Regions from separate parts of the Mus musculus genome. Here region 2 is linked to region 1. A link is a loop called in an ENCODE intact Hi-C map of the cell type or tissue named here. Cell type or tissue: heart. All regions are shown on one strand. Links, peaks and the distances in the headings refer to the core of each region. The heading gives the core; the rest is flanking DNA.

Region 1 (7,893 bases), core at 1,479-6,478:
CACAGCCCTATCCAGGTACCACAGAGCAGGGGTGGTTTTCTCCAAGATTTGCCTTCTGAAGATACCATGAAGATAACCCAAAGATTACCATGTAACTCCTAGGGTATCACTACTTTCGAAATGTTACCAATGTGTAACAACCTTAATGGATGCCTTCAGCAATAATGTGCTTCTCTGGCTGGGGTAATCTGGAGAGCAAAGGAGTAGGGGAAAGGTCCAAGCTCTACTCTCTTCTTCGAGCTTCAGGGATTGGTGGATAAGTGGTGAAAATACCACTCGTGGAGCTTTGGCCTCTCTTGCTGTAGTTTTACAGTGACAACTATGTCTTACCCAAGTCACTGTTACATGCCACTGCCTCGCAGGGACATAGGCAAAATACCCATTGTTCAACCCAGGATATATTTTTAACCTAATAGCAACCTACATTCTACTCCAAGAAAGGCTATATTTTATTGTTGGTGAGAAGGAACTTGCAATGTGTGGATAACTAAGGTGTTGGATTATGCATAGCTGATATAGAATATTTTTGGATCTTTGTTAGGGGAAATTCCAGCACAGCGGTGCTGTTTCCTGATACCAGATTTGATGGATGCTTTTGGGAATGGGTTTAAGTGAATTAGGTCCTGTAACTGTAAGACGGTATTAAAATTAAAATATTAAAAGCCACATTTCTACTTACATTAGGAAGAACAAAAAATGAAATTTAGTAAAATAAATCAATTGGTAAAGTGACATCTCTGGGAATAAATCTCAAAATAAAATTAGTGGATTCCACACAAGATAATGGCCTCTTCCTATAAAGTTTCCAAAAAGTAAGCCTTGGACATCTGCAGATACCTTCTCCAAGATCCTGGACTTTCTTCTTATTTCATGTCTTTTAATTTTAATCCAGAGCTTTCTTTGTACTGGACCTTGTGACCAGAGTTACAGCAGCAGCAGCAGCAGCAGCAGCAGCAGCAGCAGCAGCAGCAACAACAACAAAAACAACAACAAAAAACTAGTCATGGTATTTTGACTCACAGAAATAGAGCAGTCTACAGAATAATCACTAAACAGTTCATTCAAGTTCAGTTACAGGAAGTGCTGTGAAGACCTGTTTATTATATAGAGTTGAATGGGAGGGAGGGTTACAGCATATAACTGAGCAATTAGGCCAGTTATTACATACAGATAAAACAATGCAGTTTCAAACCATTGTCTCCAAAGTAAGAGTGGCAAAAACCTGGAGTTGGGGTGTTAGTGGTTAGTGATCTGAGAGCTGGGACCTAGTAGGAAGGAAGGTGTTCTCTGGGCATCTTCTATACTCAGAAGATGCTAAAGCTAGTCTCACAGAATCAAGCTTCACCTTTTGAGTGGGTTGTTATTGGGGTATCTGGACCATACATAGACTGCTCTGCAGGCAGCTAGCTCCCCTTTCTCAAAGTCTTTTCCATCTTGTGATTCAGTCAAGAGGCAATCAATTCCACATTGTTTAGACGGCAGAGCTACCAGAATGTAAGCCAAATAAACTTCATTTCTTTCTTTCCATTAATTTTACAACACAATCAAACCCCCTCTCTCCTTCCAGTTCATCACTCAGATGTCCTCTTCCCCTACCCCACCTTCCCCTTCACCTCTGAGAATAATGAGGTCCCTACTAGGTTCCAACTCCCTCTGGCACCTCAAGCCATTGGATGACTAGATACATCCTCTCCCTCTGAGGCCAGACAAAACAGCCAAGTTAGGGTACCAGGATCCACAGGCAGACAACAGAGTTAGGGTAAGCCAATGCTCCAGTTGTTGGGGGACCCACATAAAGACCAAGATGTATATCTACTTCATCTGTATGGGAGGTCTAGATCTAGTCCATGCTGGCTTTGGTTGGTGGTTTGGTTTCTGGGAGCCCCAAAGGGTCCAGGTTATTAACTCTGCTGGTCTTCTTATGGAGTCCATATTCTTCCAGTTCTTCAGTCTTTCTCCCAAGTCTTTCACGAGAGCTCCCTGAGCTCTGTCTAATGTTTAGTTGTGGGTCTTTTCATCTGTTTCAGTCGGCTGTTGGGTGAGGACAGTCATGCTAGACTCCTATATTCAAGCCTAACAAAGTATCATTAATATTGCCAGGGATCAGTTCTTGAGCTCCCCCCCCCCCCCAGATTTCACGCTGTGCCAGTCATTGGTTGGCCATTCCCTCAGTCTCTGTGCCACCATTGTCCCTGCTCTGCTTGTAGGTAGAACAAATTCTGGGTAGAAATTTTGTTGGGTGGGTTGATGTCCTTATTCCTACACTAGAAGTTCTGACAGGCCACAGAAGGTGGCCACTTTAGGTTCTATATCGTCCATCGCTAGGGGTCTCAGCTAGAGTCACCCTTATAGACTCCCTGGAGCTTCCCTCCATTCCAGATCGCTGGCATGTCCTAGAGATGTCTTCCTACCCCCACTCCCACTGATTTCCATTTGCTTTCCCAGTCTTCTATTCCCAGCTCTTCCACATCTGATTCCCCCTTAGACATTTTGATCAGAAAATGTACTAAGACACATACATGTATCATGGATGAAGAGGATCCATGTACATACACTTCCAAGACCCTAATGGCAAAATGCTGTTTTATTTACTTTAGCACCATGTTCTAAACCTGACAGTTCTTCTCTTGTTATTGTTTACCATCAGTGAATAATGACACTTTCTGTGTTGCTCATGTTATCTGTTGATTATAAAGCGATAGCGTGTTGCTGGTTGTTGTGGGTGGATGGATGCTTACTTTTACCAAGGGATTATCTATTTTACAGTTTACAAAAGATGTACAGAGGTTGAAACCAGACCAGCAAGATACCTCAGTAGGTAATAATAATGCCTGCTGTCAAGCCTGATCCTAGTGAGTTAAGTTTAATCTCCAGATCCCACAAGATGGTAGAGGAAAACCGACTTCCCAACATTGGCTCTGATAAGCCCACTCATGCTTTGCTACTCGATTCACACATACACACACACACACACACACACACACACACATTCACACACACACACCAGTAAGTAAATAAATTGAACTAAACTATCAGTTGAGCAAACAAAGAAGAGCTTCAAGTACTACGTAAACCAATCTTTACCAACATTCTTTGGTTCATTCAACAAGTCCTGACTGAGAATCTTGTGTATGTCACCTGTGTCTTGCAGGCTCTGTGGATCCCTCAGAGAGCAAAACTCCTTAGCACTTCATTCTAATAAGAAGGATGAAAGATAAAAGAAAAAGCATTACATCTATTGTGAAAAATCTCTGAGGATCAAAAAGCAAGGATGAAGAAAGGAGAATGGGTTCATTGTAAAGAGCAGCAGGTTATGTTTCAAAGGAAACTGTGGAGACTTTCACTGCTGTAATCATTAAGCAGAGAACTAAAGGTGAGGAGGAGGCATGGGGTGCAAGAGCCCAGAGGAAGAGAGAGCAGCACGTGCTCAGGCCTGAGGCAGGGACACAGTGAGCTCATTTAAAGAAGAGCAAGAAAACTTTTATACTGGTGAAGAATAAATGGAACAAAATGAAGAACAATACAACATCAGAATGGCAAGGACTTAAAAGTTTACTGTGTGGGAAATGGAAAAAATATCAATGGAGAATATTGAAACAAGTGAAATAAGTAGAAGATAGATGATGGTAAATAAGTAGATTGATGGATACCTAATAGATAGATAGATAGATAGATAGATAGATAGATAGATAATATGTAGATGATAGATAGACAGAAAGATAGATGTTAGATAATAGGTGATAGACAGATAGATGATAGATAGATAGATAGATAGATAGATAGATAGATAGATAGATGATAGATAGATAGATAGATGATAGATAGATAGATAGATAGATAGATAGATAGATAGATAGATAGATAGATAGATGACAGATAGATAGATAGATAGATGACAGATTGCTTTAGTTAGGGTTTCTATTGTTGTAAAGAGACACCATGACCTAGACAACTCTTAAAAAGACAACATTTAATAGGGACTGGCTTACAGTTTCAGAGGTTCAGTCCATTATCATCATGACATGAAGCATGGCAGTGTGCGAGTAGACATGGTCCTGCAGAAGCTGAGAGTAAGACATCTTAATCCAAAGGCAACCAGGAGAGACTGTCTTCCACGGGCCTCCAGTAGGGGGCTCTCTTCCACACTGGGCAGAGCCTGAGCATAGGACCTGAAAGTCAATCCCCACAATGATACAATTCCTCCAAGGCCACACCTCCTAGTAGTTCCTAATAGTGCCATTCCCCATGAACCAGGCATATTCAAACTACCACATAGATGATAGATAGATAGATAGATAGATAGATAGATAGATAGATAGATAGATAGATAGATAGATAGATAGATATGAATCTATTACTAGTAATGTGTTCAGTTCAGATGACAAAATTGGAAAATGTAATCCTTAGCATTTGTGAATTGTCCTTCAAATGCTAATGGACTTCCATTTATTTACCCTTGTTCTCACAGATTTGCTTGATAAATAGAAAGAGAAGAGTATATGCTGGTAGGGAAGGCATGTGTGTGTGTGTGTGTGTGTGTGTGTGTGTGTGTACATACGTACATCATCCAGCATTAAAATTCCAATGCCTAAGACTAGTTTCAAAAAAGTGTTTTGTGTGTTTTCATTTTTTAAAAAATCTTAAGGGGAACTGAGGAGGTAGCTCTGTCATAGAGCTACTTGCCCAGTGTGTGTAAGGCATGGATTCCATATATTCTGAGGCAAAAAGAAATGAAGAAGGAAGAAAGGGGGAGAGAAGAGGGAGGGGGGAAGAAAAAAAGACATTTTGTTAGGCTTTAGTCTCCGAAACGTCAGCAGCCTGGGGTTGAGTGCGTCTGGCCTCTGTCTGTGGTTCTACCTGAGCTTCTGCTCGATGGTGGTCAGTTTGCTCTGAAATAGAAACACACAGTTGGTTCCCTTCATAGTGTGAGTGGCAGATGGGGATAATACAATTCATGTCAGATAAGATCAAAGTGAGGGCCAATAAGTCTGTGTTTCTTATGAATGTCTGAGTCGAATATTTTTAACCAGTTGTCTCTTACAATCAAGATATAACTTTGCCCCCTTATTTCATGAAAACATGGATTGTGAGATATTTAATATCCTTTGTGTATATATTTGAGCATTTATAAAGCAAAACTGGAAAGTTCTGTTGACTGTGCACTGCTGCCCTGCCCAGTGATCATAACACCAGCAAAAATGACTGGTAGTAGGTCTACAGTTTATACAACAGCAGCCAAGGAAGCAGAAGCCTAAGATTCCTTGAGAGCTCATAAAGACTTGGGAAAGCCACTATGGACAATGGGGTCAGAACTGTACATTTGCACTGTTGCTGAGGGACTTGGGCAAGCAGCCTGGATGTTATACCAAGGTTATAAGACCCACTAGACAAAAGTGCTTCCAATTGCTCTAGTCCACTCCTCCCAGATACATAGTTAGTGTGAACTGTTGTGATACTTTGCTGTGGGTATCACTTTTTCTCTCAGGCTCAGCACATACAGGACTCAGCCTCAGCTATCCCTTGAACTGTGTTCATCTTTGTCACAGGACTTTTATAAAATTAGAACCTGTCTCAGTTTGGGTTTTATTGCTGGGAGGAGACATGACCAAGGCATCACTTACAGAGGCAAACATTCAGTTGGGCCTGGCTTATCATCTCAATGGTTAAATCCATTATCATCACGGCAGGAAGAATGGTAGCATTCAGGCAGAAACAGTGCTGAAGGAGCCAAGAGTTCTACTTCTTGATCCAAAGGCAACAGTAGGAGACGACTTTCCACACTGGGCAGATCCTGAGCATAAGGAGACTACCTACATGGTGACATGCTTCCTCCAACAAGGTCACACCTTTTAATGGTGCCACCCCTATGGCCAAGCATTCAAACACACCAATCCACTCCAGTCAAACTTATTCAAATCATCAACCCAGGACAGGAACAAAATTTGAACGTTTTGTTATCTGCAATAGCTACCTTCCTCTCTGGCTCAGTTGGCCCATGCCCTGTAGCACAACCTCACCATTCAGATGCCTGTAGCAACAAAAGGGTGTCTGGGACAGGGGTCCTCTATTCTGGCATGAGCTCTGCAGGGATTAGTAGAAAGCAGGCAAGAGCTGAATGAGTGGCTGCGTACATATGCATCAGTCTGATGTGAGGTGTAAAACACACTGGGTTCTTCAGAGTAATTATAGATGAAATCAAATCTCTCTTAAACCTCCGAGATGCTGTAGAACCTTACAGAAGTAACAGAATTTCCCAGAGCCTTAGTTTATCTATCTGTGAGATGTAAGCTAAAGAGTGTGGATTATAGTTTTGCTTGTACTTCCAACAGCTATCTGTGATTTTATTTTTTTCTGGCTATGTTTCTCAGGCTCTTCTGGAATTGAAGTGATGGAATTATAGGCCTGGCTGACCCTATCCAGCCATCTGATATTTATTTTGTATCACGTTGGTCTATTTGTGGAGCCTGTTTGTCTGCTTAAGCACTAGTCTATGCTACTCTGGAAGTATCTGTTTGTAGGATGGGCATTTATAATGAATTGACTGAAAGTAAATCAGTCCATACTTCATTGTGTGGGTGGGCCTCGCCTGATCAGTCGAAGATATAGAGGCAAACACCAAGGACTCCTGAGGAAAAAAAAAATTCTAAGATATCCACAAGGAAACCTGGCTGAGTTTTCAACCTCTTGCAGCTGAAGGCACATTTTATACTTGGCAGCCCCAATGATCATATGATCCATTTTCTTAAATGGTCTCACCAGTAGACAAAGAATTACAGGTAGCCAATGGTTCCTGAAAGAAGGCAAATCAGTTCCCTCCATTGATTAGCTCCTTCATATGCTGTCTAATCACGTGTTTGTGTATGTGGTCATCCCTGGACACATATACAGATGAGCAGTATTAAATAAAATCAGTAGATAGTATATACACATATATATGTACAATGAAAATTAAGGAAGAGATGGGGAATAGGGGGGGTCACAGTAGGAGTTGGAGGGCAGGAGTGATATGGATGGAGTGTTCATGTATGAAGTTCTCCAAAAATAAAATGGGGGGGGGGGTGCGGAATACACACATACACAATAGACTCTTCTCTGGGTGTTGTCTGCTCTGATTATTGTATAATAAGGTACACTGTCTGATCTTATTACTTTTTATCAATGGAGAGGATCCATACAATGTAAGAATATCACAAGTGCTCAGGTGTATCCATTGTCTACTCCCTAATAATTATTACAGGACATCTACCCATGAGGCTAGCTCCACATGAAAACTCCTTTGTCCTTTTGTCTTCATGTGGGAATCAAGGAAAGATGAAATGGGAGAACCCACTGCTAGGGACTCCTGTGGAGAAATAACTGCATGTGTTGCTCTAGCTTTTGTCACTGTATGTTCACAGGAGCTGCTCATGACAAAAATAAATAAATAAATAAATAGAATAAAATAATGAAGTCAGTGTGTCATCAGCCAACATTTGACCCAGATCCGGCCCCAAGCAGGGTCTTATTCTACCATAAGAGAGGGCCTTAGTCTGGCTACAGTCACATATTTCAAGGAATAACTCTTGGCCCAGTTTCTGAAAAACCATCACACATCAAGTTCAGGATCAAGCTGTGCTTCGCTTGGGCTCTGGCTTCTAAAAAGCCATAGAGAAAGGGATTTCAAAAATAGCCCTATCAGAAGGATTGCTGGAAAGTGAGGTAAAGGTTTTTCTTTGTTAGTGAATGTGATAAAAATAATTCAGTTCCCCCGACCCCATCACTTCTCGACATGAAACTCCAAAGGAGACTCTCAATCAGAAGTTAGCTCCCTTACCCAACTTCCAAGCTGTCTTATAAGATAGATGGGTGCCGTTCGACTGCCCAATAAACAGAAGTTAATTCTCTCCACACTTG
Region 2 (7,893 bases), core at 1,978-6,977, 480 kb after region 1:
TTGGATTTGATAGGGGCACATTGATACCCAGTAACAACAACACTGAGCAACAACAACAACAAAAAAAGGTGTGATGTTCTTACCAGAACTCCATTCACGCTGAGACATGGGAATTTTCTCGAAGGCTTCAGTATAACACACACTAATGCTGACTGCTTTGAGGTACTCTTTAGGCAGGCTTTGGGTAGCAAAAAATGATACCCCCTCACCTCCTAACCTAAGCCCCCTCTTAAACACCTTCCTGCAACCTGGACCGAGTGATTCTTTTGGGCAGTAACCAAGAGACACTGCCTCTTCAGAATGACAGAGGGAAAGAGGTTGACATGTTGATTCTAAAGAAACTTCGGCATCCTGGAAGGGTCACTGCTCGGCGTATCCAAGTGGCATCTTCTTGAGCGCCACTCAAGAAATGGTCTTGGTTTTCACTTGATTCCCTATAGACTCACTTTGTCCTGGAGAGGGATGCCGTGGAGAGTCTGAAATCTCTTTCCCTTTAACAGTCTGTGTTTCTGTCCGTGACGAGGCTTGGTCCAGCTCCGTATTGAGTCCACACTGGGACAGAGGGTTGAAATAGAACTCACTTGTACTGCTGTGCCTGTACCCTGCCCTTGGGGAGGTGTCATTTAGCTGGAGTGGTAGAACTAGGCCACCGAGAGCTACTCTTCAGCCTGGGGTGTCAGTATTGAAGCACGCTGCCATGGGCTTCAGCAAGCCCTTCATCTTTGAGTACCTCGGGAATGCGCAGGGTGGATGTCACCCTCTCCTGCCTGACTTTGGAGCGCTGCACACACTCGGCCACAGTGTCTCCACAGCCACAGGTTGAGCTCCCCACCCCCGCCCCGCCCCAACTGATCAAAAGTATTTAGGGAAAATAATGCACCTGAGCATGAACAGATTATTCCATAAATAATCACTATGACAACCATTTGCATTTAGATTGTATTTGGAATTATATGTCACAGTCATCTGGGGGTGCGTAGCCATGCTGTATAGGGGAGAATGTGTGTAGGTCATATGCAGATACCATGCGTTATTAAGCAAAGAACTTAAGCACCCTTCCTCTTTGGTTTTGGAACCCATCTCCTGTGTGTGCTGAAGAAACGCTGCACGTACGTGGAAATGACACTATTCCCGGCTCTACTTCATTTCCTTCATGGATGAGCAGACCTCATTCATGTCAGTAAGAACAAAAAGGGGCAACGAATGGACCGAGTGTCCCGGTCACTCAAGGCCACGTCTTTGTATTTTTCCATCACCTGGGCATGGTGGAAGCATGTGTCTCCTGAGTATCTCTTGTCCTCACAATGAAAGACTCCCATGGGTCACAAAGTAGCAAGCCTAGGAAAACTGTGGAGGGAAATGTGGGCATTCAAAGAAGCCTAGTGGCTATTATTATTATTATCATTTATTATTATTTTTGATACAGTAAATAGCCATCAGGCATGAGCAGTTGGTTTGGATTTTTTAAATATTTTTTATTACATATTTTCCTCAATTACATTTCCAATGCTATCCCAAAAGTCTCCCTTACCCTCCCCCCCACTTCCCTACCCACCCATTCCCATTTTTTTGGCCCTGGCATTCCCCTGTACTGGGGCATATAAAGTTTGCAAGTCCAATGGGCCTCTCTTTCCAGTGATGGCCGACTAGGCCATCTTTTGATACACATGCAGCTAGAGTCAAGAGCTCCGGGGTACTGGATAGTTCATAATGTTGCACCTACAGGGTTGCAGATCTCTTTAGCTCCTTGGGTACTTTCTCTAGCTCCTCCATTGGGGGCCCTGTGATCCATCCAATAGCTGACTGTGAGCATCCACTTCTGTGTTTGCTAGGCCCCGGCATAGTCTCACAAGAGACAGCTACATCTGGGTCCTTTCGATAAAATCTTGCTAGTGTATGCAATGGTGTCAGCGTTTGGAAGCTGATTATGGGGTAGATCTCTGGATATGGCAGTCTCTAGATGGTCCATCCTTTCGTCTCAGCTCCAAACTTTGTAACTCCTTGTGGTTTGGATTTTTAATACCTAAGAAGTAAATATTAATTTAACGATTTGCTTAACATGATGCCAAAGGTTCATTCTGCCAGGAAGGCTTCCTACTTTAGTAACAGCTATCATGGCCCTTGAGTATTGCCTCCTGAACATGCCCACAATTTCAGTCTGTTGCTAGAGGCACACAGTGGTCACAGAGGGATTGGCACAGTCCTCGAGGTAGCTTTGAGGGCCCTTGCTAGGAGGAAGGCTCATCCTTGTTCTTTGTTTAGCCGGAGGTTTCTCCCCAGACATGAATATTCACTTCCAGAATTCAAGACGATTGGGGATTAAAAGATGCCATTTGGACTCTTCTCCTCGGGTGCCTTTAAAAGCAATCTATTCGGAAGCCCAGAGCCCTGTGAACACTGAGGGCTAAGCTGTCCCCATGGCAGGAATCGTGAACCCCTTCTGCTTCCCAGCAGCAAAGGGCATGGAGGATTAGCACGCAAAGCAAACCAAGAAAAGACAGGGAATTGAGATGCCCGGACTGAGTCCGCTCTCGGAGCCTTGGATCTCCGGTGGGGCTCCCTTGAGCATTTATTTTGGAGTTTGAAGTCAGAAAACTAAATAACAGTACTAAACACGAAGGTGCTCTGCTGTTCTTGGAAAATGCAGAAGACTGTTGGCAGGCAGCTCGAGAGCCGCTGCCCCTCCTCGAGGTATAGACACACTAAGAAACAGCAGCTACATGCTTGATCTCCAAAGCAAGTTTATTTATTTATTTTTTTAATTCCCTTATTTGACATTTCAGTTATGGGGTCCTAGAGAGTGGAGAAAATGGCCAGGTTCAAGTGGCACAGGATTGCAGACAGGCTTGTCTCTAGCAAGCCGAACAGGAGGGTGACTGAATGCTCTCACTTTGGGGAGTTAATCTGTAGAGAGAAGGCATTTTAGCTTGCAAGCCTGTCGCCAATTAAATCGAGGTGACCTCATTTGTTGACAGCAGAGCAGATCACAGCAAACAGGAGGAGATGGGAAAAACACCTGTGTGTTTCTCCCAAGGGGCAGTGATGCTGAGCAGTGTTCTCTGAGTGCTAGCTCCTGGGTAGGCCTTGGTATAAGAGGAAAACACCCAGGCCCTTACTGGAGTGACCTGGAGACTGGACTGCAGGCAACTCTCACAGGAGGGAAGATGCGAGCAGCTCCCATCTGGATCCCACCTCGTGCAGATGGGAGGAGTCAGGGCGGATGAGCAGAAGGAAATGTCCCAGGACCTAAGGGCAGGGCAGCTCCTATTCCCACTGCCTTTGACTGTGTCCTGAAGTCTGTCCTGAAGTCTGTCTCGTGCCCAGCCTAAAAAGGACTAACTAGTTCTCTGAAGTGGGGTCACACCCAATGGCCATGAAGGAATTCATCTCTACAAGGCTCTCCACCTGAATTACTCCTTAGGTGGGACTAGGCGTGATCTGTGTGTATCATATGATCTATGTGTATCATACCACATGTCTGTCCATCACCTGGTAGGTAGGGCAGCACTGGCACCATGCATATCTGCCCCCCCCTTGTTGTTTTAGGAGCCACCATAACAGTAAGACAGTTGTGCAGGGTCTGAACTGTGCCACACTGGCAGTAGGCGGGGTGGGGGCAGGGGACAGAGACAAAGAGAAAGCTGGGGAATTGCCAGACATCATTTGACAGTGCTCAGCAATGGGAACTAGAGACCTCTGAAAAATGAGGCTGCAAGCTCCATTCAGTCCAGGACAGAATAAGAAATATCCCTGTGAAATGAATCCCATAGAACACACCTTAACTTTTCTGTGGGAAACATGGTTTATGCTATGTGCATACGGACAGAGTCCTCTCGTCTTCCAACGCGGCTTTACAGAGGCTTGGAGCTCATATTAATCCAGCAGACTCAAGCAAGCACCTCCTCTTCTCCTCACTGGGAGAGGTAGGACAAATATAGAAACAAGAAAAGCCATTAGCTACTGTAGAGAGATGTGTGCCCCGCACAGTCTGCAGAGACTAACACCTGCCCGGCTCTCCGTGACAATGGCTGAGGCAGATTATGTTTACCGTGCCGACCTGATCTTACAGCTGAAGCCTGCTGTAGAGCTCTGGCCTGGCGGAAATGAGGCCTGAATGCAACCCCCAGGACTACAAATCCTGTATGTGTAGGATGAATGGGTAGGTGGGTGGATGGATGGATGAGTGGATGGAAGGATGGATCGACAGACAGACAGATATGTATGTATGTATGTATGTATGTATGTATGTATGTATGTATAATTAGGATAGTGTGTCTATACAGTTTCCCTTTTTGTGTCAAGTAATACCCCCCTTTTTTCAAATTTTTATTAGATAATTTTTTCATTTACACTTCAAATGCTATCCCAAAAGTCCCCTATACCCTACCCCTGGTAATACACCTTTTATATACATACACTCACACACACACAGACACACACATACATCCATATATGTTACCTTTATTTATACCCCTTTTATATGTGTATGTGTGTATATATATACATATATATATATATATATATGTATATATATAATAAAAGACATATACATACATGTGTGTGTGTGTGTGTATCTTTTATTTAATAGGCTCTCAAAACTCTCATTAACATTTCTACAGAGATAAATGTACTTCGAAATGGCAGCAGATACCTGGGGCCCCACAAAGCGGAGTGTTATATTCTGCACAGATCTAAGCGTCACTCACAGTCATTCACAGTGCGGCTTTGTGAGATGTTCTTTCTCCTTCACCATCCCACAAACTCCAGTGCTGGCTGTTTCAGCCAATGTGCCCTGTGCAGACCCGAGTACTCGCCTCAAGAATTTCAGCACCACCTAGTGGCCAGATGCAGCATCGGCGTAAGCCATTGGCTCTGCCACGTGGTGTCAGAAGTTGGGGCTAAAGCTGATAAATCACGGTTGTTAAGTACTTTGGGGGCAAAGAAAAGAACTGCACACCGTGTCCTGTTACTGCCTACGAGTACTGTGCTCCTTTAAAGTCCTCGGTCTATTTTAAACCCGGATCTCTGTACCTGCTTTCTAGGTCGACGCCGCCGTGACCCCAGAGGAGCGCCATCTCTCCAAGATGCAGCAGAACGGATATGAGAATCCAACTTACAAGTTCTTTGAGCAAATGCAGAACTAAGCCCCACCCGCGCCACAGCAGCGGCCTCTGAACTTGGACAGCGAAACCATTGCTTCACTACCCATCGGTGTTCATTTATAAAATAACGTGGAAAGAAACAAACCCTTCCGTTTATTTACTCACCCTCGGCTTTTGACAGCTGTGCTGTAACACAAGTAGATGCCTGAACTTGAATTAATATACAAATCAGTAATGTATTCTCGCTTTCTCTCTTTACATTCTGGTCTCTACATTACATGATTCATGGGTTTTGTGTACTGTAAAAAAAAAAATTAGCTGTATCAAACTAGTGCATGAATAGATTCTCTCCTAATTATTTATCACATACATAGCCCCTTAGCCCGTTGTATATTATTCTTGTGGTTTGTGGCCCGGAAAAAACTCCTACTTGAAATATGCTTTAAAAATCGATGGGGGATGCTTCTTGTGAACGTGGGCGTCTAGCTGCTTCTCCTACGTATTCTTTTCCTGATCACTATGCATTTTGAACATTTTTTTAAGTATTCCAAATGACTTAGAAAATTCTTTTTCCATGACTGCATCTTACTGTACAGATTGCTGCTTCTGCTCTCTTTGTGATATAGGAATAAGAGGATACACATTGATTTCTTTGTGCCTGTTTTATGTGCACACATTAGGCATTGAGAATTTGAACATTTTTTTTGTCCATGTATCTTTGGATCTTTGATAAAAAAAAATTAAAAAAAAATTATCCCTGTTCATCATAAGCACTTTTACGGGTGGGGGGAGGGAGTGTTCTGCTGGTCTCCAATTACCAAGAATTCTCCAAAAATTAATTTTCTGCAGGATGATTGTACAGAATCATTGCTTATGCCATGATAGCTTTCTACACTGTATTACATAAATAAATTAAATAAAATAACTCCAGGCAAGACGTTTCTTTGAAGGGTGATTGTGTGGGAGGGAAAAGGCAAGATCCCTGCATTTATCAACCCAAGGCGCTTCGTTTAATAATACTGACAGAGAATGAAAAGCCAGGAAGAGAGTAAGAGGGAAGAGAGGGCACCCTGAGACACCCCTGAGGGTTTGTATAAAATTGTGTTTTCATAGGAATACCTTAGACTGGTATGATTGTATGGTGAGAGTTTATTGCTTAGTCATCTAGACCCGTGAGAACACCTCATCTGGTCACTCACACCTAACCTGTGAGTCTGATGAGGAAATTGTGGGCGCACACAGCTCTTAGTGCTGGTAAACTAACTGGTGGAGTTTGTTGTTTTTAAAAGGCTGTGCTTCCCTGGCTTGGTTCTTCCTTTCTGTCTTAGTCAGGGTTTGTATTCCTGCACAAAACATCATGGCCAAGAAGCAAGTTGGGGAGGAAAGGGTTTATTCAGCTTACACTTCCACATTGCTCTTTTGTTTATCACCAAAGGAAGTCAGGACAGGAACTCACACAGGGCAGGAACTTGGAGGCAGGAGCTGATGCAGAGGCCATGGAGGATGCTGCTTACTGGCTTGCTTCCCCTGGCTTGCTCAGTTTGCTTTCTTATAGAACCCAAGACTACCAGTCCAGGGATGGCACCACCCACAATGGGCCCTCCCCCCTTGATCACAATAATTGAGAAAATGCCTTACAGCTAGATCGCATGGAGGCATTTCCTTGAGGGAGGCTCCTTTCTCTATGATAACTCCAGCTTGTGTCAAGTTGACACACAAAAACTAACAGGTTCCAAATGTGAAACACACACACACACACACACACACACAAACAAAACAAAAACAGAGAAAAGCTGTAGAGTTTTGATTTGGGGGTTTTGTTTTTTGTTTTGTTTTGTTTTGTTTTGTTTTTCGCTTTCAAGCTAGGGTCTCAAGTATCCCAATCTAACCTTTAACTCATGTAGCCAAAGATGGCCTTATCCTCCTGATGGTCCTGCCTCTACCTTGCAAATATTGGGACTGCAGCATGCGCCATCGTGCCCTGTGTATATGAAGTGCTGGGATTTGACTTCAAGGCTCCCTGTATGCTAAGTAAGTTCTCTACCAAGTGAGCTACATCCCCAGGCCCTGGAAATGATGGGTAGAGCAGCTGATAGTCTGCAGCAAGCTCTGGACCTGGGCACTCCCCACATTTTTGGGGGAGTCACTCTTATTCGTGGGGATACGAACGTTCTAGGATATTTAACCGCATCCGCCTGATTCTAACCAGAAATGTCTCCCGAGCTGTATGATGTCTCACACGCCTGTGACTCCAGTGCTTGGGAGGGAAGCAAGAGACCAGGCCTGCCTGGAAAACAGGGTGAGATCCTGTCTCAAAGAGTGAGAAGCAGAAGTGTTTCCAGAAGACGTTCTCCAACACCAGAAGACGGATCAAGTGTCCAGATCCTGCCAAACATCTCTTACGGAAGCGAGTTACAAACCACTGATCTATAAACAGTATTTTGACCTTTATATTATGTGGCATGTGTTGTATATGATACAATGAACGTGCGTTTGAGTTTCAAAGGACTACTGGCTGGGAAGTGTGTGCCTTCCACTCTGTGTGGTCTGGAATCAGACTCAAGTCATCAGGCTTGGCAGCAAGTACTTTTACCCACTGAGCCTTCCTACCATCCTTCATTTTAGCTTAATGGCCTGTGCACACAACCTTTTATTGAGGATGCTTGTATTAATTCCAGCTGCTATAAGAATAAACAATAGACAAAGACTAAATGTCTAAACTTCACATTTTTCTATTCTATCAGGGAAGAAGATTGTGATGGCCGTGTTTGGGTTCTAGAAGAGACTTCTT

What was found. A loop is a pair of places that touch in the nucleus more often than their neighbours do. Peaks named below come from ENCODE experiments on the same cell type or tissue, not always from the same donor. Only the 100,000 strongest peaks of a DNase experiment are listed, where the experiment ranks them.
Region 2: a loop joins it to region 1, with 7 times the contacts of the local background. A loop is called at or near these places in 8 of 42 quality-filtered maps.

Annotation. Positions count from the first base shown.
Region 1 is chr16:85,431,866-85,439,758 of GRCm38, reverse strand. No RefSeq gene overlaps it. Among named protein-coding and RNA genes, the nearest start is that of Gm41483, 110 kb to the right of the region's middle. In heart, for the core only: a CTCF peak has its summit at 4,118 (motif pointing right); no DNase peak of the experiment used is centred there.
Region 2 is chr16:84,952,582-84,960,474 of GRCm38, reverse strand. App (amyloid beta (A4) precursor protein) reads left to right here. Exons shown (of 18, transcript NM_001198823.1): 18 at 5,043-6,039. The coding sequence ends at 5,144. Among named protein-coding and RNA genes, the nearest start is that of Gm10791, 16 kb to the left of the region's middle. In heart, for the core only: no CTCF peak of the experiment used is centred there; DNase peaks (open chromatin) are centred at 3,084 and 4,834; H3K4me3 peaks cover 287 bases; H3K27ac peaks cover 251 bases.